Regions from separate parts of the Homo sapiens genome. Here region 2 is linked to region 1. A link is a loop called in an ENCODE intact Hi-C map of the cell type or tissue named here. Cell type or tissue: endothelial cell of umbilical vein. All regions are shown on one strand. Each heading gives the region's core, and the rest is flanking DNA. Links, peaks and the distances in the headings are about the cores only.

What was found. A loop is a pair of places that touch in the nucleus more often than their neighbours do. Peaks named below come from ENCODE experiments on the same cell type or tissue, not always from the same donor. Only the 100,000 strongest peaks of a DNase experiment are listed, where the experiment ranks them.
Region 2: a loop joins it to region 1, with 8 times the contacts of the local background. A loop is called at or near these places in 8 of 110 quality-filtered maps.

Annotation. Positions count from the first base shown.
Region 1 is chr15:60,586,542-60,599,239 of GRCh38, forward strand. The region is part of intron 2 of RORA (RAR related orphan receptor A); the gene reads right to left. It overlaps RORA-AS1 (RORA antisense RNA 1), which reads left to right. Exons shown (of 6, transcript NR_120342.1): 4 at 11,907-11,971. Among named protein-coding and RNA genes, the nearest start is that of RORA-AS2, 89 kb to the right of the region's middle. RefSeq lists silencers at 5,133-5,252, 5,283-6,332. In endothelial cell of umbilical vein, for the core only: a CTCF peak has its summit at 6,339; DNase peaks (open chromatin) are centred at 4,860, 5,540, 6,020, 6,330 and 1 weaker place; H3K4me3 peaks cover 2,689 bases; H3K27ac peaks cover 1,574 bases.
Region 2 is chr15:60,666,985-60,679,682 of GRCh38, forward strand. It overlaps RORA (RAR related orphan receptor A), which reads right to left. Exons shown (of 11, transcript NM_134261.3): 2 at 11,673-11,702. Among named protein-coding and RNA genes, the nearest start is that of RORA-AS2, 8.2 kb to the right of the region's middle. In endothelial cell of umbilical vein, for the core only: no CTCF peak of the experiment used is centred there; a DNase peak (open chromatin) is centred at 7,147; H3K27ac peaks cover 907 bases.

The DNA of each region.
Region 1 (12,698 bases), core at 2,684-10,683:
AATGTGTTCTGCACAGCCCCAAAGGAAAGGATCAGAATTAAGGGATTAAAAGTACAAAGGAGAGAGTTATGCTTGATATAAAAAGACTTTTCTAATTCAAGATGGAGTAACCTACCTTTAAAGATAGTGAGTTCCCCATCGTTGGAGGTGTTCCAGCATAACCAGATAACTACTTGGCAGAAATATTGTGGGCAGGGTCCAAATCCCAGTGAGACATTCATCTGAGTGACTTTAAAGGTTTCGTCTGAGACTGAAATAATCCTTATTTGCTTTCAGACAAACACACCTTAATCCAGCAGTCATTAAGGCCATTCCCCACTAAGTGAGAAATGAGATTTTTCAGATCTACTTGAAAACTTTTAGACTTCACGTGATTTTCTAAAAGACAAACGATTTCTCAAGAATAGATCTACAATCATGCCCCTAAGCTGTCATGAAAACAAACACGACAGCACTCACAAGCACGAGAATTCGTAAGCTTTATACTACACAAAGTCATATTAAAATTAGAAGATGCATTTGTGAATGTTCCCTTTGCCTAAGGATAAGTGGAACATATAGATATATCTCTCAATTCTATCATAATGGCGATTGGTTACACAGGTTAGCTGTACTTCATGGTATTCTGTATTCTTGGGGAAAATAATGCTTATATTTCACTCATATCCTCTTAAAACAAGCAGACTTAATGAAAATCATGGTTGAAGAGAGCTAATGATAAGCAAATAAGAATAACCCCATTTGTACCAAACTGATTTTATTAAATAGTAATTTAAAGATATTAGGCTCAGCAAAGCATTACATAATTGGATCTATTTTTTTCCCATATAAATGCCAGAGTTATAATTTCCACTAACTAGAGACAAAGTTATATCCAGGACGTTTTTCACAGCTTCCTCCAGGGGAGGCATGAAGATAGAAATTAGGGTTGTAGTTCTTGTTTCACGTTATCAGATGGAAAAGCTAGGCTATAACGCAACCTCTGTGAGCCTCAGTTTCTTCATCAGTCACTGATGGGACTATCAGTGACTCTCTATGGAGGATTAAATGATGTAAGAGTGTTTGTAAACCATAAAGCACAAAATAAATATAGATTAGCATCATCTCCCTATTTGTTTATGAAATGCCTAGTAAACTTCAGAAGCAGTAACATTTTAAAAAATGAAATAACTGGAAAACCTAGGGAATAATCTTGACATTATTTTTTATACCCACAGGAGCAAAGATTTTTAAAGTTATCGTATTATCTCCTGAAAATATGATGAGGGCTAACAAATTTCATTCCAAAAAGAAAATCCAGAAACAAAAGATTTCAGCTGCTTCCTTGCATTTTGCCCATTGGATAGTATATGCTATTATCCATCTATTTAGACCTCCTATCTCTTGACAATTAACAGAAAAATCATGTTCTATCATGTCACACAAAATACTGACGGATAGAAAAAGCTCTGACTACGACTCTCTCAGTTCATGAATCAAAAGGTTGGGATGGAAGGGAGTTATCTTCAGTAGAATAGCTAGATGGGGGAGACAGAACTTGTAAATCATTCCTCAGAGGGTCTGTATGTGGTCTTTGAGATACTATCAAATGTCAATTCACACCTGACTTGTCACTGGTGGATGGCTCCAAAAAAACTGTTTTTTAAGTAGAGAAACATAAAAGTGGTGTAGCTGCTGACTCTGAGTGTCTAATTATGGCTTTAAAATTATTAAATATGAAATACATAAAGGCAGCCTTGATTTCTTACTAATAAGTGCTGTAAATAGTAAAAATGAATGCAGAAAACATTTCCATGACAGAGTATTCTTAGGAAATTTGTTCCACATAAGGGGTTTTGTTGATCCCTATAATAATTTAAGAGATTTTTAAGAAAACTGAACCCTACATCTACCTCTGCAAATCTATTCATCCATCCATCCATCCATCCATCCATCCATCCAGTAACTTTTCTCCAGTAAGTGGCCATTTATAAATATTATTTTCCTAGATACCCCAGAGCAAATAAGAAAGTGGTTGGGTGCTATTGTAGGTGCTTTGCAATTATCACCTTGCTGATCTCATCCACTTTTATTGTGTCTCACTTGAGTGGGAGGGAAAGATAGGAGAAAAAGGAGACTAATGAGAATTATTAATATATTTACAAGTGTATCTACTACATATTAAAGAGCTAAGGTTTAGATGACATACTGTATATTTCTAAATGACTATTTCTGTTTAGAAATTACATTATTTCATGACTGGGCAGCATTAAATAAATTATATGGTTCTCAATTCAAATCGTGGGCAAAAGGGTTTACTTGTGCATGCTGCTGCTTTGTATCTCAAGTAACGTGATTGAAATATATAAAATCAAGAGGCTGCCCATGAAAATGGTGCTTTTAAAATACTCTCTACTTCATGGAGGGTCCAGGCTTCTCCCTCCTCCCATGGACAAATGGATTCAGAAATCCTCTTTGTCTTTAAAAGAACTGATCCCTTCTTGCCAGATAAGCATTCTGCTCAGTAGTGGCAACCATTTGGGTTTTCTCTTTTCAAGATCCAGCCATCACCTTCTCCCAATCCTTCCCATCACAAGTAACAAAAATGGTACAAAAATCCCAGTGAAGGGATACCAGGCAATGGGTCCTTACAGTGAGATCAGAGATCGAATTCTAATTTCATTTCGTAGAAAGAAAGGCCAAGTTCTTCAAAACTACAGAATCGTATTTATTACAGTTGGACATACTACCAACACATACAGTATTTTCAAAGTGGTGAGGAGTCTTGCATTTGCACATGAATCAGGCCGGACGAAGAATCTACGGGCCAGAAATTCCCTTTAAGCCTCCCTGTGCTCTTATAACTCCATTTGCACAAACACAGGCTGAGCACTCATATGAAGCAAAGGGGTATATCATCTACTGAAACTGATGAACGTCTTACATTTCCTTTCAGTACTCCGCTGCCGCGTGACATCTGGCCAATGCACTTTTATGATGAGCAGAACAAGTGCTCCCCCGATTATAAATGTTATAGCTGGCTCTCTCCCTTTGCCCAAGAAGCAATCCAAATGGTATTGGAATTTTGTTGTTAATTAAACAAAAGCAAAATTGAAGGATGAGACTAGAGTTACTCAAATGAAGATTTATTACATTTGAGCATGAAACTAAGCCTAAACTTATTTGACAACTAATGCAGAGGAAGGATTTTCTTCTTTGGTGAGTTCAAAGGGCCTGATTTACTGATGTTTAAAAAACATCAGTAAATCAGCCAACAAAGAGAATCTTTCTTTTATGGTGGCTTGTTCTCTCCTCCCTTGTCCACATGCATCCACATACCAAAAAGCTATATTGTAAACAGTATTTCTGTTTTGCACGAAAAATCTAGTTATACAAACTGTCTTACACATGGAACCAATTTAACTATTAAAACTGAGAAGCAATAGGGAAGTATTTAATAAGATTCTAAGCCAGTTTTTTCCTCTAAATCTGATATGGAAACATTTACAGCATTCCTCACTTCCCCACAAACTATTTTCTCTTTCAGCTTAAGTTTGCACCAAAGCAAGATAATCCCATTAAAATTCAGGATATTATGATATTGGGAGTGAAATATTCTAATTGTTCAGATGCATTCTCTCTCCCTCTTCCTCTATCTCTCTCTCTCTCTCTCTCTCTCTTTCAGGCAGCTGAGTTTATAGAAAAATTGCATTGCCAGTACTTCTGAGGCACTTTTTTCAAAGCACAATACTATGAAACTATTATTTTATGGCAGACAGAGGTCACTCCAAGTGTGGGGGTAGCGTGTGTGATTCTTATTATTCTATTAGCAAGGGACAGTATGGAACTTCACTTTGTAGAATTACAAAAGCAAAAGCCTATGTACTAGGAAACATCAACTTTAAATCAAAATATTAAAACGTACTTTCCTTTTTTTTGGTGGGTCGTTACTGTTCATTAGGGGAGAAAGCAGTTTAAAATGTCTCAGCCTCTCGCCTTTCCTCCAATCAACACAAAGTATATTAGACAAAGTGGATAAAGACTGGCATTGACATCTTCCAAATAGCAAAATCAATTTTATAATTTAAAGACAAAAAATGCTTTAACTGCAGAGGGCATTTAAGACGTTTCACACTTACAGGGCTAATGAAATGCAGGACTAGCATAAAAGTTTTTTGGGGGGGTGGGGGAGAATAGATTTTTTAACATAAGAAGTCGATAAGAAATCTTAATAATTTTTCCTCCCAAATAATTTTAAGTGCTTAAGAGCGCGGATCACGGGAGGTTTCCTCTCTTTTACTTATATGAATTACATATTCTAAAAATGATTAAATCCCATTCCCCTCAAGCCACAGGGGAAAAGAGAAAATTTGCTGTGGGCACATTATATAGAAAGATTTCATCTCAAGCAGCTCATCTTAACGTCCAGTACGTTTCGGCCTGTTAATAATTAATAAAAGAGATGCCACCCAATCTCTAGTGAAGAAAGGCAAAGCTCGGTGATCCGAAAGTAAACCCAGCGCAGATACCGAACTGGTGTCCTTCATTCCAGATTGCAACACAACCCCAAACTAGCAAACGTTTAACAGGCGCTTGGCACCCGCACCGGTGGCTAGGACCCGCAGGACAGTCTGGGTCTGCACAATTGCTGCGCATTAGGGAAGCCGCGTCCGCCGCAAACAGATGGGGCTCTAAATCCCCAAGCCTGGCGGCCGGGCCTGCGAAGCAGCTCGGGCAGATTATCCACGGCGAGGAACCTGCGGGCGCACAAGCGGGCGGCGGGCGGCGGGCGGCGTGCTGCGGGCTGAGTTTCTCCGGAGCTGTTTGCAACCGTCCCAAGAGCGAGTCTCGGTTTCTCCGGCAGCACGGGCGACTTCCTGAACACCTCCAAACTTTAGCTTTCCCATCAGAAAGTTCCCTGACTTGCCACGGTTTCTCTCCTTCTCACCTGAGAGGACCTAGAGCCAGTCCTCCCTCCAACCAAATCCCCCTCCCCTCCCGCCCCCGGCCCGGCTACGGAGTCCTGATGAGGGCGGAAGGCCGGGCCGCCCGGCAGGATTGGCCGCGACTAACCCGCGCCCGTCGGCCCTCACCACGGTCTAACCTCCGCCCCTGCCCGCGGATCCCGTGGGCTGCCGAGTTCCTCCCCACCTCCATCCACCAGCCAAAGTGTCAAGCGGGGTGCGCCGCGGCTCCCTGGGCCGCCCAGAGCGTCTTGGCACGCTCGAGGCGCCCGTCTCGCTCCGGCCCGCGCGCTTTCGGAAGTGGCCGCGGCGGGACACAGCGCGGGACACAGCGCGGACCTGCGGCACTTGCCCGGCCGGCGGCCGCTGAGGCGCTCGGGGACGCAGGGGCAGGGCGCAAGGCCTGGGGCGCTGACCAGTCCCCGGGGATGACATCGCGACAACGCGCACGCACGGCCCTGCCCGGCCGCGGCGCCTCCCCGACCTAGGCCGGAGCTGTCCCGGGTGCGGGCCCTGGGGACCGGCCGCGGGCGTCCCCGGCTTCCTCTGAACTCCGCAGACCCTCCCCTTCCTTTCCGAAGCGCGGCGACTCCCGGCAAACTTTCTTTTGGGAGACCCGCCCGGTGCCAAGCGGACCCAAGAGACTGACAGGAGCCGGAGGGGGCAGCAGAGGGGGATCCACCCCGTGCGCCTTTGCCCCCCAATCGGAGGCAGGCCGATCCCGTGGCCGGGCTCAGGTGGCGCCGCGGCGGTGGCCCAGAAGGCCCTGGCAGGGCCCCCGCGCCGAGCCCCGGGCAGTACGTGCGTTCGGGCAGGCGCGCCCACCCCTCCCCCTGCGCGCCCTCCTCCCCGCCCCCCGGAGCCGCCAGCCCACCCGGCCCCGGCGGGGCGCCCGGGCTCACCTTTCATCGCTGCGATCACAAAATACATCATTTAAGCCGCGGTGCGGAGAGCGCAGGGAGAGCGGATGGTCCGACCCCGGAGCCCCCTCTGCCGCCGCCGCGCCGCCGCCGCCCGAGCCACAGCAGCAGCTGCCGCAGCTGCCCGCCCGCCGAGAGCCATCCCGAGCCATAAGAGGCTCCATGTGACCGGCTGACATCACGGCCGCCGCTCTGTTTACACCGCGCCCCTCCGCTTCCTCCCGGGGCGGGAGGCGGGAGGCGGGAGGCGGGAGGCAGGCGCGCCCCAGCGCCGCGCCCCGCCCCGCCCCCGCGGGCAGGTGAGTAGCAGCGGCGGCTCTGCTGGCCCACCCCGGCCGGGCCTGCCCTCCCGCGCCCCGGGCCCTCGCCCGGGCGCCCGCCTTCCCCTCGCCTTCGGGATCACCTGTGGCCGCCGGTCGCTTTTCTGCACGCAGCGCCCCGCGGAACGCGCCTCTGACCACTTTCTGCCCCCACTCGGTGGGGCAAGAGGCTCGCAACCCGACGCCACTCTCCCGCTGGCTTGCCGGAGCACTCGGGGGCGATAAATGCGCCAGCTCGTTGGTGGAAAAGACAGGTTTGGTCTGGGGAGCTACGGTCACCCGCATTTCCTAGAGTGCCCCAGCTCTAATCGGAAGGTACGGCCCACTTCTGGGCCGTGGAGAACGAAGCCACTGGGACCGTCCGGGGAGTGGAGTAAGCTCCTCCGAAGTCTTTCTGGAGAGACTCGGCCTGGGCGGGGGAACTCCGCCCACCCAACCCTTGGCAACCCTTGGATATTGGCAGTTATACCAATAACCAAGGTCCTGGTCTACACCTGTCCCCCCCAACCCCCTTCCCCGCGTCCAAGACCACTGATACCTGCAAGGAAAGCCGGAAATTGTATGTGAATCACCTAAATGAACTCCAGTTGCCAGCTGATTTGAGCCGCTAAATTCCCAGGCTCTTCCATATCTCTCCAGAGAACCCATCTACAAGTAGGAAAAGCTATCGTTTTCATACCCTAAAAATGAAACACTGTGGTAATTCTGACAGAAAATAAAGACCTCTGAAGGTGAACTTTGTACATTTTAACATGCGACTAAGACTTAATTCCCTCTAAACTTTGAAGCTTAATTCTTCTTACTGTCCTTACGGAACTGTAAATCATGACGTTATTATTTTACAGGTCAATCTCTTTACAATGAATTTCAGATGCTACATACCCAGAGTCTGCATTGTTTAAAACTTTGGTCAGGGTGTCTATAGTACCGAGCATAACAGAAAAAAATTCTGAAAAGCCAAGTTTGCGTACCTATTGCGGTTCCTTCACGAAATTTCATTCTGCTTGCTTTTCTGTTGGTCTGTTGCCACGCACAACTTAAAATATCAGATGGCTATTAGCTGTTGCATTCATGATGATTAAGCAAGGATAATTCTAGCATATTTTTTTCTCCATGTAAGTGAGTTGCTCTTGCCCCTGAGTTGGGCCACAATTTAAAACACAAGCAAATAATCAGCACCGTAGAAAACAAGGATTCATACACTCCCTCCCCAGCCCCCTTTCAAGGCAAAATTGAGTCTTCCAAACATTTATACAGCGCTCTGATTTAGAAGGTCAATAAAGTTCGTTGTCCTTCAGTCAAGCCATGGCTTTATAAAAGTTTGATTTCAGATAAATTCATTCTAATACAGCTTTTTTTCTTAAAGATTTTTCCCCCAAAAAAAACTACAAAGAAAAGAAATTATAAAAATGTGAACCCAAGACCTACCCATGTTAACTCAGCTGTCCAGCCATAGCAAAGTGGACAAGAGTTTCAAATGAATCAGCCATACCCACTGTAATGTTTACAATTATGAAATTAAATCACACCACGTTCCTATGATGCAACTATATCTCCCAATGAGGCAACGCCCCTCAGTTACACTGACACCATCATTCACATTTGGTTATTGATTTCCCTTGTGCTAACGACTAATGCCAAGCTATCCTATAAGCAGGTCCCAGGTACAATTTTCTTTCTTTTGTATCGTTAAAGGATGGAAAACCATCGGAGACTGCATCCTCGGAAGTATGTTCTTCCCTACTCAATGCAAGTGAACCCAGATATACAACTCGGATGATTCACAATGCTACTTTAAAACAGTATCCTGCTTTAGAAAACAATGTTTTCAAAAGAACCAAATCTATTAGCTCTAGCGTGCCTTGTGAGACATCTGACTCCAAGGTGAATAATCTGACATCACTAGTAATCAGTATTTATTTCCAGATCATTTCAAATGAAATCAGTCATTGGGAACAACATGTAACATGACATCTGCTCCTGCAGTTATAAGTAGAATCATTCATTCTATAGATATGTCCCCAATAGAAATATAATCTCAAGTACTTATCTGAAATATTTACACATTTATTCAACAAAGACATTTCCAGAATAATGTAATACTGACCTTGCCCTTTGGAGATGTACTTCATTCACTTCCTACAACTAATGAGCAACAGAATTTCAGATATGAAGTCCTAACCTTCCAATGTAGCTAGATGCTATTTGTAATACATGCCTCTATTAAATGTCTTCAGCTTTTAACCCAGGTTATATTACTGTTCTTTATATTAACACAAAGCTCTTTGAGAGTAAAAACTATAGGCTGTTTTTTTTTTTTAACCACTCAAAATGCACATTTTCTATGACATTATAAGGCCCCAACCAAACAAATCAGTCAGGAGTAAAAGGGAACATCTCCCATATTGAAGGGACATCTCCCTTCAATAATACCAAATTGGAGCCATAAATGATACATTTTAGCACAAACTTTTACCCACTGTATATTAAAATACAATCATGTAAAAGCCGGGCATGGTGGCTCATGCCTGTAATCCCAGCACTTTGAGAGGTCAAGGCGGGTGGATCACTTGAGGTCAGGAGTTCAAGACCAACCTGGGCAACATGGTGAAACCCCATCTCTACAAAAATACAAAAATTAGCCAGGCGTGGTGGTGCTTGCCTGTAATCCCAGCTACTACTCGCGAGGCTGAGGCATAAGAATTACTTGAACCCAGGAAGTTGAGGTTGCAGTGAGCTGAGATCACACCACTGCACTCCAGCCTGGGCGACAGAGCAATAATCTGTCTCAAGGAAAAAAAAAAATACAATCAAGTAGAAATACAATAAAATATTAAAATGCAATAAATATGTAGGAATAATCGTTTGGATTTTATTAAATAAATGCTTATGAGTACCGACTGAGGGAGAACACAGTGCTAAGGAACATATTCTTTCTTTTTCTTTTTACCAAGTGTTCTGAAAAAAAAAAAAAAGTAAAGTAATATTGCTTACATGAAGATAATTAAACAGAATGGGACTTCTTTACCAGGAATGGGAGTTTGTTATATATTAATTTGCAGCTCAAAGGTTTCTGTTGACTAATCTCAGAAAAAGAAGGCACACAACATACTTATAAACACATGTAACTCATCTCAGAGTCTCCCAGGATGGTCACAGCCCCACGTGGTGTTCCTGTGTGCTGGGTTCCACACTGAGTCTGCCACACAGTAAGAAAGTAGAGAGACACTTCTAATGCCAAGTTGTTCCCAAAAACACCTAGGGGAAAAGATGGGTGCATTTTTGCAGGAGTCTAGACGGTAGTATCACTAGTAAATTGGTGCCAGTCTTCCTATGTTACAGTTTAAATAAATGATACTTGACTTTATGAGCGTATATTTTGTTTTTCACCACACAAGTTCTGATCTCATAATTTGCCACCCCAAATCACAGATATAATGCTATTGGGGAGAATGACAAACCAGTGGACTGGCAAACTTATCCCGAATCTGCAAGTGGCTCCTAGGACAAAGGTGATTTCAAAGTTTGCTGATGCATGTGAGGCACAGCATTTTGGTTTTGTCTCACCCAGGCCCTGCGTCTCTCTCTCCAGTGTGCGTCTGCTTGCTAATTCAATTAATTTTGTTATAGCTGAACAAGAAAGGGATCAGTGAAAGGTTAATGTGGTCCTAGGCAGCTTGATTCAATGGAATCCTTAGCCACCACTGCACTGTGACCTTTAGGAGTTGAGCCATTCTGGTTGACATAGAGCCAGGGGACCAAGTTTCCTATAAACACAATAGGGTCAGACCCAGAGAGTTCTAAAGCAAGGATACTTGGGAAGCTATGGACACATCACAAACTAACCTAGAAGAGATCACAGCCTTGCTTAAATATGAGTCCAGAAGGAGCCAGTTTCTCATAAAGGAACACTTACAAATGGAGTAACACTGGTGAGACCCAGAAGCCAACAGTAAGACAAGGAACTCTGCTGTTTATGAGTATAAAGGGGGACGGGACAAGTGGATTAATGTGGTTTATCTGCCTTATTCATGATTTTAAAATGAATATAGATGTAGATTGAAATATGCATGTATGTATACATATGCATAGTTCATGAAATATCGTGAAATAGACTACATTTGGGTGGCAAGAGACACCTACACTTTTACACACTCACACCCACCCACACACACATACACATATTTCTCATAATCAGCCACACTTACTGAGTAGGTATTATGCTGACACTGTGATGGATAATCAAACAAGAATAAGACAGTAGCCCTGATTTTGAGAAGGTCACAAATCAGCTGACCTGTGCTCTGAAAACTGTAGAGTTCCGTGAGTCGGTCCAAACATTCCTAAAGGTGTAACATGTCTGGTTGCCCATTGAAAAGATGTTTGCGCAGCACTGTGCCACTCACTAACAGTTGATAGATGACTGCAAATCATTAGTGTGGCTATTAGTGTAATGGGATGTTGGAGGTGAAAGATTTGACTAAATGGAGACAATGGTGCAGGGCTTCTGGGATTTCTGGAACCATATATTTCATACACCTATTAGGAAATTCAGAGGACTGGCTTATGTTTTGTAATCACCACAATAAGGAAAAGGGTAAAGTTCACAGGCATACAGAGCTGAGCAACCTCCACAGAATAGGTGGGTGGCAGGTGCCTCACTACACACACACCAGTCAAGGCAGGAAGGGGAGAAATGCAAACCAAGGCCAAGAGGGACCTCCATTCCTTTATGTCCCCATGCTGTGTCCTCACCCCATTCCTATACCTGGCAGTGGTACAGGAGATACACACACACACACACACACACACACACACACACACAACATATATATATATATATATATATACACATATATATATATATATACACATATATATATATATATATATACATACATATATATACATATATATATATATATGTAAGCAAACACAAGAAATACAAGTGAACTCAGAATCTGGAATCCTGGGTCCAGGATAGTTTCACACTTGTCATTAGCTTTCTACATCACATCGGGCAAGCCATTTTACCTTTCAGGACACCAGGCCCCTCAACTGTAGCCTGATGGAGTAGGAACTGACTGCAACGGGCCCCTACCACTCGAACATCCTGTGACTGCTTTCAGAATCATTCCCCATCCACTTTTCGGGAACACTTTCTTCCCTTTCTCTATGCTGTGCCGTATCTGCTTACTTCTCCAAGAAGCCTTCTTTGTTTGCTTGAACTCCATGGTATGGTGGAATGGGCTTTGGCATTAGATGAAGTTGGGCTCAAAACCAACCTACATCCCACTCACTAGCTGTATGAGCTTGAGCAAACCTTTGTTTCACCATACGTCAAATAAGGAGAGTAGAGCCTTGTAGGGCCACTAGGAGGATTAAACAGTATACAGAAAGGAAAAAGTGATATCTCTCAGTAGAGCTTACAAGTGGAACTGCCATCACCACCCCATCAGCCCTTACATTGTTACACACACAGCACCTGTGCCTGACATAAAATGTTAACCCTTAATCAAAATTTGTTGAAATGTTTCTCCGCATGCACTTTTGCTGAGCGTTCTACAATTTTGAAACTCGTGTGTGTGTGTCATGTATATAAAACAAGTATAGTTGACCCTTGAACAACACAGATTTGACATGTGTAGGTTCACTTATGTGAGAATTTTCTTCCGCTTCTGCCACCCCTGAGACAGTAAGACTAACCCTTTTTTCCTCCTCAGCCTACTCACTGTGAAGACAATAAGGATGAAGACCTTTATGACAATCCACTTCCACTTAATGAATAGTAAGCATAATTTCTCTTCCTTATGATTTTCTTCATAACATTTTATTTTTTCTACGTTACTTTATTGTAAGAATACAATATATAATACATATAACATACAAAATATATGTTAATTGATTGCCTATTTTATTGGCAAGGCTTCTAGTCAACAGTAGGCTATTAGTAGTTAAGTTATGGGGGATTCAAAAGTTATATGCAGATTTTTTACTACAAGGGGGTCAGCACTTTTAAACCCTACATTGTTCAGGGATCAACTGTATTTATTAAGCACCTGCTAAGTATTGAGGACACAAAGATGGATAAGAATTAAATTGTCCATTGGCCTAAGAGGCCCTGTGGTCTAGCAGGCTTTTTATGTCTTATTTCCTATAGGAGAGAAAGTTCTCATCCAATGAGCAATGACTAAACACCTTCTGTGTGCATTACACTGTGCTAGTATGTCGAGAGGAAAGGACAAAAATCAAGGTATCAGTCTATCCTCCAAGGAGCTTGCAATCTAGTAGGAAAATAAACGCAATGCTTATAATGTAAGGCAGAATGTGTGGCACATACTCGAAGTGTTCCAGAAATAAAGTGCCATGTAAGTCAAGAATAAGAGTGGTTACTATGTGCGGGGTTCATCTGAAACTTTAAGAGAAGGAGGACTTCATGAAGGATATTTGAGCTAGACCTTGAAGGCCAAATCACATCTTGGTGGATAGAAGTAAAAATGAAGAGCCTCTTAGAA
Region 2 (12,698 bases), core at 2,756-10,755, 81 kb after region 1:
GAAAGCCACAGTTTTTCTTTTTCCTTACTTTTCTTTTTTATTGTGCAGGAGCAGGAATTACCGAATGTAAGGCTGGTGTTTTCTAATATACCTCATCTCAGAGAATAGAATTTAGCCAAGACAGATTTTTATCACACTCTTAGCACACAGTGAGTCTTGGTACCACTAGACAAGACTGGGCTCTCTTCCCTAAAAGATTCACAATCGTCCCTCTTACTGTTGGTGTTCTGTTGTATTCACACTGCAAAGCAAAACAAGTGCCAAGCCACACCTTGAGTTCTCTGCTCTGCAGGTTTACTGCCTGACAAGCCTTAAAGTTAGAAAAATATTTCAAGCTGAATCTGTCACTAACAACTTTATATGGTTTGTTGTTTCCTGTGTTGCTTGTTGAGAATGCCTGGCCACTGAGAAACGAAATCGGAGGCAGATATTTCTGACAGCGAGCCTCCCTGCCGGGTGCTTTATCATTCTTTATGTTAAATACATCACCACATCTAAGCCCTTGCAAGCCGAGAAGTTAAGGTTATGGTGTGGACAATAAAAAACCGATTTTTCTCCTAATTGCCTACATGTATTAGAAGTTTTTGAATTTATACAGGCCATTGGTAGCAGAGAGTATAGTTCGTTTTTTGTTTCTTTTTGTTTTTGTTTTTGAGACAGGGTCTCACTCTGTCACCCAGGCTGGAGTGCAGTGGTGTGATCATAGCTTGCGGCAGCTTTAAACTCCTGGGCTCAAGCAATCTTTCCACCTCAGCATCCTGAGTAGCTGGGACTATAGGCATGCACCCCCATACCCAGCTAATTTTCTTTTTATTTTTTGGTGGAGATGGGGTTTTGCCACGTGCCCAGGCTGGTTTTGAACTCTGTGGCTCAAGTGCTCTACCTGCCTCAGCCTCCCAAAGTGCTGGGTTTACAGGCATGAGCCACTGCACCCAGCCCAAAGAGTATGATTCTATTTTTTTTTTTTAAATTTAATTCCTCTTCATGACAGTCTCTTGTGGCAGGAAAGTGGTTAGTTTATAGATAGAAGAAATCTAGGACCAAAGAGATGAAATAATTGGAAATCATTGTTTTGATAGAGTCAGGGGCAGAGTTTGTGACAGCATGACAGCAGCATTCCTTGGCTGCTGCTCTCAGGGGGAAGCCCTACAGCCTTGTTTCCACTGCAGACTTAACTGTCCTCACTCCACGTAGATCAGTTCGATTCCTGAGCCCGAATGACAAGTTGAACTACCAATAATGCCTTGCACAATGTTTGAAGCGACATAATCAGCCGGAGAGGGACTTGTGTCAGTTAGATTTTGTCTCCTTAAAAATCAAGAGCAAGAGTGGTAAGAGAGAAGTTTTTTAACAAGGAGGAAAACCCTAGACAGTTGTCTCTAAGGTTCTTCACCACAGCTTCAAGGACAACCAGGAAAAGAGCTGCTATTTGAGGCAACTTCATTATAAAATCATTTTTAATAAGCAATCTTAACAAAGAGAGGGAATACTCTTGTGGAGAAACCCTCCAGGGACCCAGAGGCTGCCCAGTTAAGTTATTAGGAAGTTTCACACAAGGGACCAAACAGCTATTTCATTGGCCTCGGGGGACAGAGTTTAGTTTTCACCTGTTCTCTAGAGGCACTGGTGTTATCCTGTCTACTAACAGCAGAGACTGGTAACAATCAATTATCCCGACGCCCCAACCTGGTGAGGGAAAGTGAATTTTCAGTTTTGTCGACACAAAAAGACATGGTGTAAGAGAAAGAGAGATAAATTAACTCAATATGATTCATTATACTGGAGACTAAGAACACGCAGCCAATGAAAATGCCTCATCAGGACCTTGGTATTCTTTAAGTAAAACGACAGAAACATATTCTAAGGAAATTAAGAAATATCCATAATGAGAAAAGGATGCTTAGTTGTCCTCTTACCATAATTGTCCAGCTACATGAGGGAAATAATTCTTTGTGCTGATGAAAAAGTAATAGTCACTGCAGTTGACTTTGCCTACCTAAGGAGTGAGCAAGGTTTGGAATTTGGGGTTTAAATTTTTATAAAGCTATTTGTAGCTGAGTTTAAAAGGGTTGGAAAGACAGAGGCTCCCAGGGTAGCAGAGTAGCCTGCAGCCAATTAGCAGCTCGAATGAAAGAAAGCAAGGAGAACCATTAGCCGCAAAATTCAAAGTGCTTATGTATTTTTCAAGTTTCACTGCACATTCCATGCCTCTGATTTTAATGAAATGGCAAGAACGGGTCTTACAATTAGACCTTAACACCGTGGAGTTAGAGAAAAAGTGAACATCCTTTTTCTTTAATAATCAGAAGAGCCTTCTCTTTTCGGACCAGATCTCTCCTTCCCAATAAGCGTTTTTTTGTTTGTTTGTTTGTTTGTTTGTTTGTTTGTTTTTTTAACGTAGTTGGTCACAGGAGCACACACAGAAGTAGTTCTAACTAAGGATAAAAATGTCACCTGGGTTCAGAGAAGGGACTGGAGCAGGGAACATCTGATTCACATAACCCTAACTAAATGACTGTGGCAGAAAAACATTGTTTATAGGTCACTGCTTTTTTTCACACACATTCTGTGGCTCCACATTGGTTATGAGAGAAAGCCAAAACCTGCTCTCTGTTCTTACTGGTCTCCCTTTTCCTTGTTAATACTCTACTCCAGTCAGACCGATCTACACAATCATCCCTGATCACACCTAATTCTTGCTACCCTTCCAGAGCAAGCTCAGCTCACCACACATGTTCCCAACTCATACAGCATTTAAACACATATTCTATTAGGTTGGTGCAAAAGTAATTGTGGTTTTTGCCATTGAAATGGCAAAATTTCATAGCCCTGCATTTTCCTGCAATTCTTTCATTACTGAAAGTTCCTCAAATGTGTGTGTCCTTTCTCCTAGATACAGACTAAACTATTAGACAGGGAGGAATATAAGTTAGATTACCTATACTGCAATGTGCCTTACACAATGTTAGGCACAGAGCAGGGGTTAAAAAATATCAAGCTAAGAAAATCTGCCTGGCTCCCTGCCCTATCTTTCCATAGGTATGAACTGCAGTCTACTTTCCAGCCTCTGTTCCTCAGACCCCGATATTACAGGTGTCTGGATTGCCTAGCATATAATTTCCTTCCCCTTTCCTCTAAGAAGAAAATGTAAAATAAAAGATTTATAGATTAAGGCCTTTCCACTGAATCCAAACCTTAATCTAGTATATCCTACCTCTTTTTTTTTTTTCTTTTTTTTTTTTTGAGATGGAGTCCCACTACATTGCCCAGGTTGGGGTGCAGTGCTGTGATCTCAGCTTACTGCCGCTTCGGCATCCCAGGTTCAAGCGATTATCCTGCCTCAGCCTCCCTAGTAGCTGGGATTACAGGTGCACAGTACCACACTCAGCTACTTTTTGTATTTTTAGTTAAGATGGGGTTTCACCATGTTGGCCAGGCTAGTCTCAAACTCTTGACCTTCAGTGATCCGCCCGTCTCGGCCTCCCAAAGTGCTGGGATTACAAGCGTGAGCCACCATGCCCGGCCACTCCTCAATATGCCTTCTAATCAGTATCCTTGGCTATTAACTATTTAAGACAGTAGGAGCTGGAGTTGATGCCTAGGAGACATACAAAATCAAGAAGGGAAAGAGCTATCACTCCTACATAGAAAAACATGTTTTCCCAGAAGTGGAAGTGGATTGGGTGGAGAACATTCCATTGCAAGGGATTTTGGCAGTCAAAGGAAAATATTTAATTGAATAGCTTAAAAATCTTCATCCTTATAATGTATAGATGTGGATGTCAATTATAATCCAAAGGGCCATGTGACTACAAATGCACTAACTTCCTGGCCACAGAATTGATAAAGAAATCAGTGTAAAAAATTTAGTGTCATCACTGAAAGTGAATGTAGAGTGATCACTCTCTTCTTGTTTTAAACACATTGGCATCTCTGTTTCTTCTACGTTTTTATTCCTCTGCGTACAGATTGCAATAAAAAGAGAAGCTGATATAAGTGTAAATCCAGTCCTAAGTTCAGATATGCTTAAACATCCTCAAAATCTAGATGTTAATTTTCTTATATCTCCTATATATCCCATTGATATATATATATATATATATATATATATATCTGTTTCCTGAGCGTTCTGTTAGCTTCCAGGGTTTTTTTGGGTTTGGATAGGTTTCAAAGAAACCACTGTGTCCGGAATCATAGTACTGCTTTGTGGCAATGAAAGTTATAAATGAATTACTAAGTTGGTCTAACAAAAAAGTATAAATTTATTATAAATGTCATTAATGTCCGTTAAAGGCTTTGTTTCAGAGGAAGATGGGTTTGTGCTGTACGAAATATATGTCATTACTGGTGTGGGGTACATAGCTGTCCTAGAAGCAGAAGTAACCACTTTGAACAATTGTTTTATTATGGAATCAGTTGTGTTGTATGACATTAAGTAGACATCAGTTCTTTGATGAACTAAGTTAAATTGTTAAAAAGATAAGTAATGGTCATTTAAAGTAAGAAGGTTGGCTAGGCGCAGTGGCTCACGCCTGTAATCCCAGCACTTTGGGAGGCTGAGGCAGGAGGATCTCTTGAGCTAAAGAGTTCAGAGACCAGCCTGGGCAACATAGCAAGACTCTGTCTCTCTCTTTTTTTTCTTTTTGAGACAGACTCTCACTCCATCACCCAGGCTGGAGTGCAGTGGCGTGATCTCGGCTCACTGCAACCTCTGCCTCCCGGGTTCAAGTGATTCTCATGCCTCAGCCTCCCAAGTAGCTGAGATTACAGGCGTGTGCCACCACTCCTGACTAATTTTTGTATTTTTAGTAGCGATGGAGTTTCACCATGTTGGCCAGGCTGGTCTCAAACTCCTGACCTCAGGTGATCTGCCTGCCTCGGCCTCCCAAAGTGCTGGGATTACAGGGGTGAGCCACCAAGCCCAGCCAGCAAGACCCTGTCTCTACAAAAAACTAAAAATAAAAAACAAATTAGCTGAGCAAGTCCCAGCTACTTGGGAAGCTGAGGCAGGAGGATCTCCTGAGACCAAGAGGTTGAGGCTGCAGTGAGCCACGCGCATGCCACTACACTCCCGCTTGGCCAACAGAGCGAGTCCCCTTCTAAAAAAAATAATAAAGTAAGAACGCTGTACAGTTTCCAGTAGACTACTTTGTTTAAATACTTTTTTTCACATAGTGGGAATAACATTCCCCTTTCTTACAATCAGTTTGTTCTTCAAGCTTAGAAGCCTATGGAGGTAGCATAGTTGTAAGGTAAAAGGAAACCTTGGTCAATTGTAAGAATGACTATGTTGCACTTGGCTTTCTTCCTATACTTTAGAGTGGAAGAACCACTCTGAAAAATGAAGCTCTTCATTTTAAAAGCATTTAAACTGGGGATTGCCTTTACATCCTGGCTCCACCACATACTAGCTAGTTGTAGGACCCTGGACCTCGGTTTTCATCTGTAAAGTGGGGATAGTAGCAACACCTACCTCACAAAGTTGCAGTAAAGATAAATAAATGAACACTTAGAAAGTGCTTAGAGAAGTGCCTAGCACTCAGTGCCCCACAAGTATTAGTTAATGTTGATACTGGAGATAACGGTGTGGCTCTTATGTGTGCACAAGGGGGCAATCTACTCTGTTTTGACTCCAGGCTTTGCCCAGCTGGGTGAGCTAACGAGGTTTTTCACTTCTCTAAGCTACTTGTCTCTCATGTACATTTTCTTATTTAAAATGCGGGTGCAAGCAGTACAAAGCTCCTAAAGCTGATGAGCAGATTAAATGAAATAATGCACGTAAAGCATTAAACACAATGCTTCGAATATTCAGATTGCTTGGTAGGTGGTGTTCCTGCTATTGCTGCTGCTGCTACTACAAGTAATGGTACTACTGCTATTACTTCTGCCATTATTACTGTCAATATGAAACTAAGCATATTGCAAACTTATGTCATAGACATCTAGCGCTTTTTAAAAAATCAATCTAATCATGTCTAACTAAGCATTTATCAAGTATGTAATAAGTCTATCAAGTCCACACCAATCCCTCGTAGGCTAGGCATGTTTGTTTTCTCCCTGGTAGTGATTATGGATTTTAAAGAGCCAATCACCATCTCAACACACCCTTTGGAACGTATGTTATGAAGTGGGAATACAAATACTTTTTGTCCAAATGCAATTCATGAACCTCAAGTCTACTAACTGGGCAAACTTGAATCAACTGGATGTTGGGATGGAAATGCTCAGGTAACTATTCAGTTTTTCTATGGAGTTCACAGGTCCTCGCCATGAACTGTGGGCTTTAAGACTATGCAAATCTTCTACTTTGGAAGAACTGACTGGCAGGGCCAAGTGCAATCCATTTATTTTTAATATGATGAGACAGAGAAATCCTGTTAAGCTTAGGAGGGCTTGGCTGTAGCTGAGCAGGCTGACTCTAAACAAGGCAAACGCTTCCAGACAGTACAGAGGGATTTTTACTTTCTCAGACTGGCTGATTTGAAGAAACTAAATAGATGTTACTCTGTAAGAATGGGTGGAGATGAGCAGCGGGGATAGGTTTTAGCACCCAGGGTTAAATTTTTGCCTTTTGCTTTATTGCTATTTTATGCTTGGATCACAATATGAGAATCCTCGATGTTTTCTCTAGTTTTCTTTTCCTCTCCCATACTTCCAGCTTAGTTTGTTTTCCAGTTATGAGCGACTTATGGAACTGGTACACCTGGCATTTGTGTTTTCAGATTGTTTTATGTGATTATGCACTTCTATCCCACCCTATCCCCTATCTTGTCTCCCTCTAGTCTTTACTTACAACTAGTCTGTAAACGCCTGGAAGGTAAAAAGCCTATCAGCGCAGAGTAGGTCCTCAATGAATAGTTGTCCCTTAATTAGCCCTTAAGAGGCCAGCACCTGTATTTTAGTCATGACCCACTGCCAACAAGCTTGCTGTCTGAGATAGCTGGTAGCCTTGGTAAGCTAAGCAATGAATCTTCCAGTTACTTTGTGAGTACTAGGTTATCCCTTTTCCTGACTATTTGTCAATGGGCAGACAGGATCTGGATGAAGGCCTACTAAAAGAACTTCAGCGTGGCTTCTTCTCACATCTGTCCTAATGGAACACCCTGCCAGCAACAGAAATTATAACTGCCGTGAGTCACTGTGAGTCACATGGGTTGCCACGGAAACCTACTAACTATATCACCAAAGCACCTTCCATTAGCTTTGCCAAGAATGGTTCCTGAGTTTTCCTGGACTGTGAAAACAATGTGGGTGAGCCCCAAGTTTGGGGTTGCTAAGAGTCTACAATAAAAAAGTATGGCCTCAAGGATAGGAAAAAAAATGAGAAAATAAGGTTATTCTAGTTTTTGGATCTCCTGAGTAAATGGCAACAATTGTGACAACTTGTTGGGTTCATTTTGTGATATCAATGAATGCCTATGGAGAGGAGGTTGAGGCCTCAAAACTAATTTTCTCTAAGTCAAATTCAAAGCCAAGTCTCTGGGGTGAAAAGTGAATACATTAACCTATTCCATTTTAAATGATTGCAATAAACACTTTTTAAAATGGATGCAAAAGATTAGTTCTCAAAGAAATATTTTGATTTGTGCTAAAATATTTTACTATTGAGAACTAAATCTTTTTATAAATAACACAGTGCTTTAATTTTATATTGTAGGTATTAGCCTGCTACAATCAAACATTTGAAAATGTACTAGATTACCTTTTAATGGCTATTCACGTTAACTGAAAATATTTCCGAAGATTCAGAGGCGTATCTTGTTTGGGTTTTTATTGGGGAAAATTAACAACTCAAGTTGGGAGTAAACTGACACATTTTCCTGACTGCTTCCACTGAGTAACCTGCACCTTTCAGAAGCCTGTATCTGTCCCTCAGTGTGGGAGAAAGCAGGCAGGGCAGGCTAGGACAAGAGGTACAAGGACTGTAAACAAGGATGAGAACAGAAGGAAGCAGCAATGGTCTGATGCCTCTGGAAACGGTTCAGGGGCCTACCAGATATCTTTTGGGTCTGTGTTGTGGTGGCTGTCTGATATATGTCCTCTGAGGTTAGGACTCCATGATGCTAAACTTTCCAGTAGCTGGAAAGAGCTAGGATGATTTGTTGCATCTTTTCACCTCCATATTTATCCTCTTGTAACGTTGTAGCAAATGCAGAACTATCCAAGAAGAATTAGACTAAGAATTCAGGAGTGAATGACTCGTTGTCCTTGGCAAATAATAAAAACCAACACAGCAGCTGATTCCGAAAATGATACTTATCTGCATGGTGGCTATTTCAGCAGGAAAGAGACCAGAACAAACTTGTGAAACACCAAAGCAAAGCAATCTTGAAGGGGTCCAACCAAATACATGTGCTATATAATCCCCAGGAAAATTAAATTGCAATTCCACACCACAGTGTAAAATTGATCTAATATTAAAAACTCTCTTTTATGTTTGCACACCAAAAACCAACAGCAACATTTCCTATCAACAATTGAAGAACATCACAAATATAAGAATTCCTTGAACAATTTGGGCACGAGAAACACTAGAAATTCCAAAGCTTGTCTTCTCCCACTGGCCAACTAAACAGAAAACAAACACTTAAGGTACCCTTCTCAGAAGCTTAGGAGAAACTGAGTTCTCCAAAGACTATGTCCATGGGCTCCTCTGAAGCTTAACAGTCAAATTTCCCTTCATGGGAATTTCTGCCTCAAGTCACCCAAAACATTTATTTTTTTTAAAAGAAACAATACCTGTGCTTTCCAGATAACAAGGTGGACTAAAATACTATCTGGTGTCACAACTATTCAGGCTCATTTTGCAGTATGTGCACCTCTGTCTTGTGTACCTGTGAGCTGACACTCTGGTCTGATAATATATTCTGCAGCTGTACATATTAATTTGTAAGTTGAACAATCTCTCCGTGAGGGCAGTTAGGAAACCAAGATTGAAATTGCTAATGTCGGGTGACTTCAGCTGTCGATGATTATGTAGTCAAGTCTTGACTAAGGTTTCCAGAACCCTGGCTAAAAATGGAAGTTTTGAGACGGTACAAAAATGAATTCATACACTTCACTGATAGTGAAACTTTTTGAAGAACAGATGTCAAGATGATTTAAGAGGAGCTGGAATTTAACATCTTAAAAAAAAACGTATAGGCAAGTTAGGACAGTTCAGTTTTCAAGAAAAATCCAACAAATGCTAAAGAAGAAGTAATTTGGGTGACTGTTATTAGAGAAAAAACTGACTGATTGTCTTTCTCCTCACAAGCTGTGGGCCCTGTGGAGATGCTAAGATCAGAAATACGATGGGCTGTCTGCTGAGCTGGGTGACAAAAACAATCTCCATGTTCAAGTGGCATGGAGGACTTCCACTAACATGTAACTTGGACAATTCAATTTCTCCTTGGCATATGTAAAGTTTTGTGTCAACTGTGTTTTCAGGTGCTATTCTTTCCAATTTTGTCATTCGGCCATTTTTTATTCTGGGCCCTCTCCCCCAATCATGAAAGTAAACATCAACCAAAACAATATCATTTCTGATCCAAATCTTTCTGTCCATTATATAAAAGGAGCTTTAAGTCTTTCTACATTGACTTCAAGCTTAATGCCTAAGAATTTTCTTGCTGATTTTCACAGTTAGAAAGGCACTCAAAGTCCACCCTGTGTGGCTATATCTTGATTTTGCATTAAAGCCAGTATAGCTGATGAAATTCTTTAAGCCTTTGTGGAAAGACCCACCTGGTTCAAGTGTCTGTTTTTAGAACACCAATTTTTCCTCTCTAGCCACCACTCTCATGCTGTCATCTAAGTCCCTCCATGAATTTAAACTCAACCACAGGTTATTGTTTCTGCAATAGCCCAAGAAAATTATTCTCAGGGATGACAGTTCCTCGAATGTCTCTCTTTATATGGACTGTCTGTATACTAGGTAACATCTAGATTTCTGTCTATGTTATCTTATTAGTTGGGATGTACTCTTCATGTCCAGTGGAGCTGAAGTAGTGGTTTTGTTCACTTATCTAAGAGCCAAGTCATAATGCAAACAGTCAGTAGCTTTCTGTACATTGCCAGGTGGCCAGGAGTCCATACCCCAAACCACCATAAACAGTAGGCACAATCATCAGCCCCTGTTGGGGAGAGGCCCAGGACTGAGCTAGCAGAAAGACTGAATTACTTACCACCTCTAGAGTGGGTCCCTCCGGGCCAGGGACGAGCTCATGGGCAAGGCTGTGCAAGGAAGCGCTCTGTACCATGCCTGCCCTGCGGATATACAGAGGACTTCAGTCTCCTGCACTGTCAATCTCTCAGTCATCATGAGCTCAATTATGCACCGACAACAGCAAGAACAAGAACAACAACAACGACAAAACAACCCCCAAAAAGCTAAGGGTCACAGACTACCCTGATGGAGGGACAGCCAACTGGAACTGTGCATTGAGAGATGGAGGTGCCATCCGGATCATGTGTCTAGTACGGGCCTGACCTTTTCATTGTTCCTCAAGCAAACATTCCATTGAAGGCCATGAGAGAGCCACGTGGAGAGACTGCAGGACAGGGCCCTCAGAGTCAGGCAACTTCTCATCCAATTTGACGTTTTTTGGTTTTTTCTTTTTTTTTTTTTTCATTTTTGTTTTCTACAAATACAGATAGACAGACAGACAAACCCAAGAGCAGATTTCAAGAATCAACTGAGGCACAAGATAAACTACTTTGATGTAATACAGATGTTTTCCCCCAAACGTTTCACATGAAATAAAAAAATTTAAAGTGTAATTAGGAAAAATTGGGGGATACATCCTTGTTGTCCCTGTATTGTGCCATAAATATCTCCACTGCTTGCCTTAGAAGAATGCCCAAACATATCTCATAGGTAGCACGTATCCGTGGTCTAAAATAGTCATCAAATTCTAATGACACCATTAATTCAAAGCCTAAATAATATGCTGGTCAATTACAGTGAAAGTTGACTGCCTGCATCAATGATGTCTTGTTTCATCCTGAGGTTCAAGGCACAGTCAAACATCATTGCTCAGATTGCAAATCACAACACCTTACATTGACGTGAGTTTGTAACTTATGGTGTAGTTCAAATGAAGGCAATTGATGAAAGCAGTTGAACCTGAGAAGTGGGATGAATACAGAGCATAAATCCAGCACACGTTTCCACATCAAACTACCGATGCCATTTATCAGGGCCCTCGCAGGCCATGCCCGTGGTCGAGCGACAGCGCCTCTATTCCCAGTCAGCATCTCTGCTCCACAGACATGAGTACGAAACGGCCTAATTTGTGAACTAGTGGTGAGGAAAAGGAGACCAAAGCTTAAAAGAAATCAAGGTGATGTTTCCTAGAAACATACCAGCTCTTCTAAGAAGGATCTAGGATAAGGGTGATCAGTAAGTAATTGATCCTCCTGGCTAGATTTCATGATTTTTCTAAAGCTTCATGGCTGGAAACACTGGAATTCATCAGAATATGTCTCTAGCCTCTCTCTTCAACACACACTCAGTACAAACAGGTGGAGATGTGCCACTTCCGACCACTACAGATTGAAAAAAAATGACCTCTGTTGACCATGGATCACAGCTGAAACATTAGTATATACTTGAAGGGTCACAGCAGCCAGACATATGCGAATTCCAACTCTTCAGAAAACTTTGGACAGAAAAAAAATGCATTACTTACATGTATGTGTCTTCTTCGTTACTGAGATACCTGGAAGAGAAGAAACAATAACATAGGTTAGAAAGTGCCCTGTGTGTGCTGCTTTGAATGTCCGTCATTCCCAGTGTGCTCAGGAAGGCGTTTAGTTCAGATGGGGAAGTGGAAGCAAGACCAGTTTTAACATTGCACAGGAGTGTCACTAGACCTACCCCAAAGGCATGCAACCGTGACTGATGAGGCAGCGACCATCACCTCCTGGTTTAAGAGGTTCTGTGGTAAAAGTGGGGAGCATGGACAATAACTAAACAGGGTTAAACAGGACGCGAGGAGACTCTTATTTTTTATTTTAAGTAGGGGAGACAATCATGTTTATAGGCAGAGTGGGAAAGATGTAAGGCACAAGAGAGCAATGCCAGCCTACTCAGACCAGGGTAAGATGAGCAACACGGCAATTAATTTGCTATGGCCATTGGTTCTGTGTTTACTCTTTAATGAAAACGACCCTTCCTCCTCCCATGAAGCACAACTTTTAATGGTGAGGGGGAAATACATCCACCAAATGTACCTATGTGTCTGTACTCATTAAGGTCAGAAAGGGAATCACTGCTACTTCTCTAAAAATGGCCCCCAAATGTTTCATACAGTTGAAACACAACTGAATGAAATGTATGAACACAAACTACGAAAACACGAGCGATTCATGAGTCAGCACCCTTGATATTTCAGGATGATTTATAGGTAGCAGGTGACAAATAGAACTAAGCAACATTTGGCACAGAAGTCCTGATAAAGATAGCATAAATGTATGCTTTGATGCAAACAACACTATCTCCATTTCAGAATTACTACATTTTGAATCCTTTATGCTGCATTCTTCTTGGGAGACGTTCTTGAGACTAAGTAGGCTCAAAGTCATAAAACTGTTGAAAACATTTAGCCTGTGACTAAGAACTGTGGTAAACCTTGAAATTTTTTTTTCTTTCAAGTTATTAAGGGAACTATTTAACCCTCCTTTGGAAAGTAAAAGTTGTTGAAAAATTTGGCAGC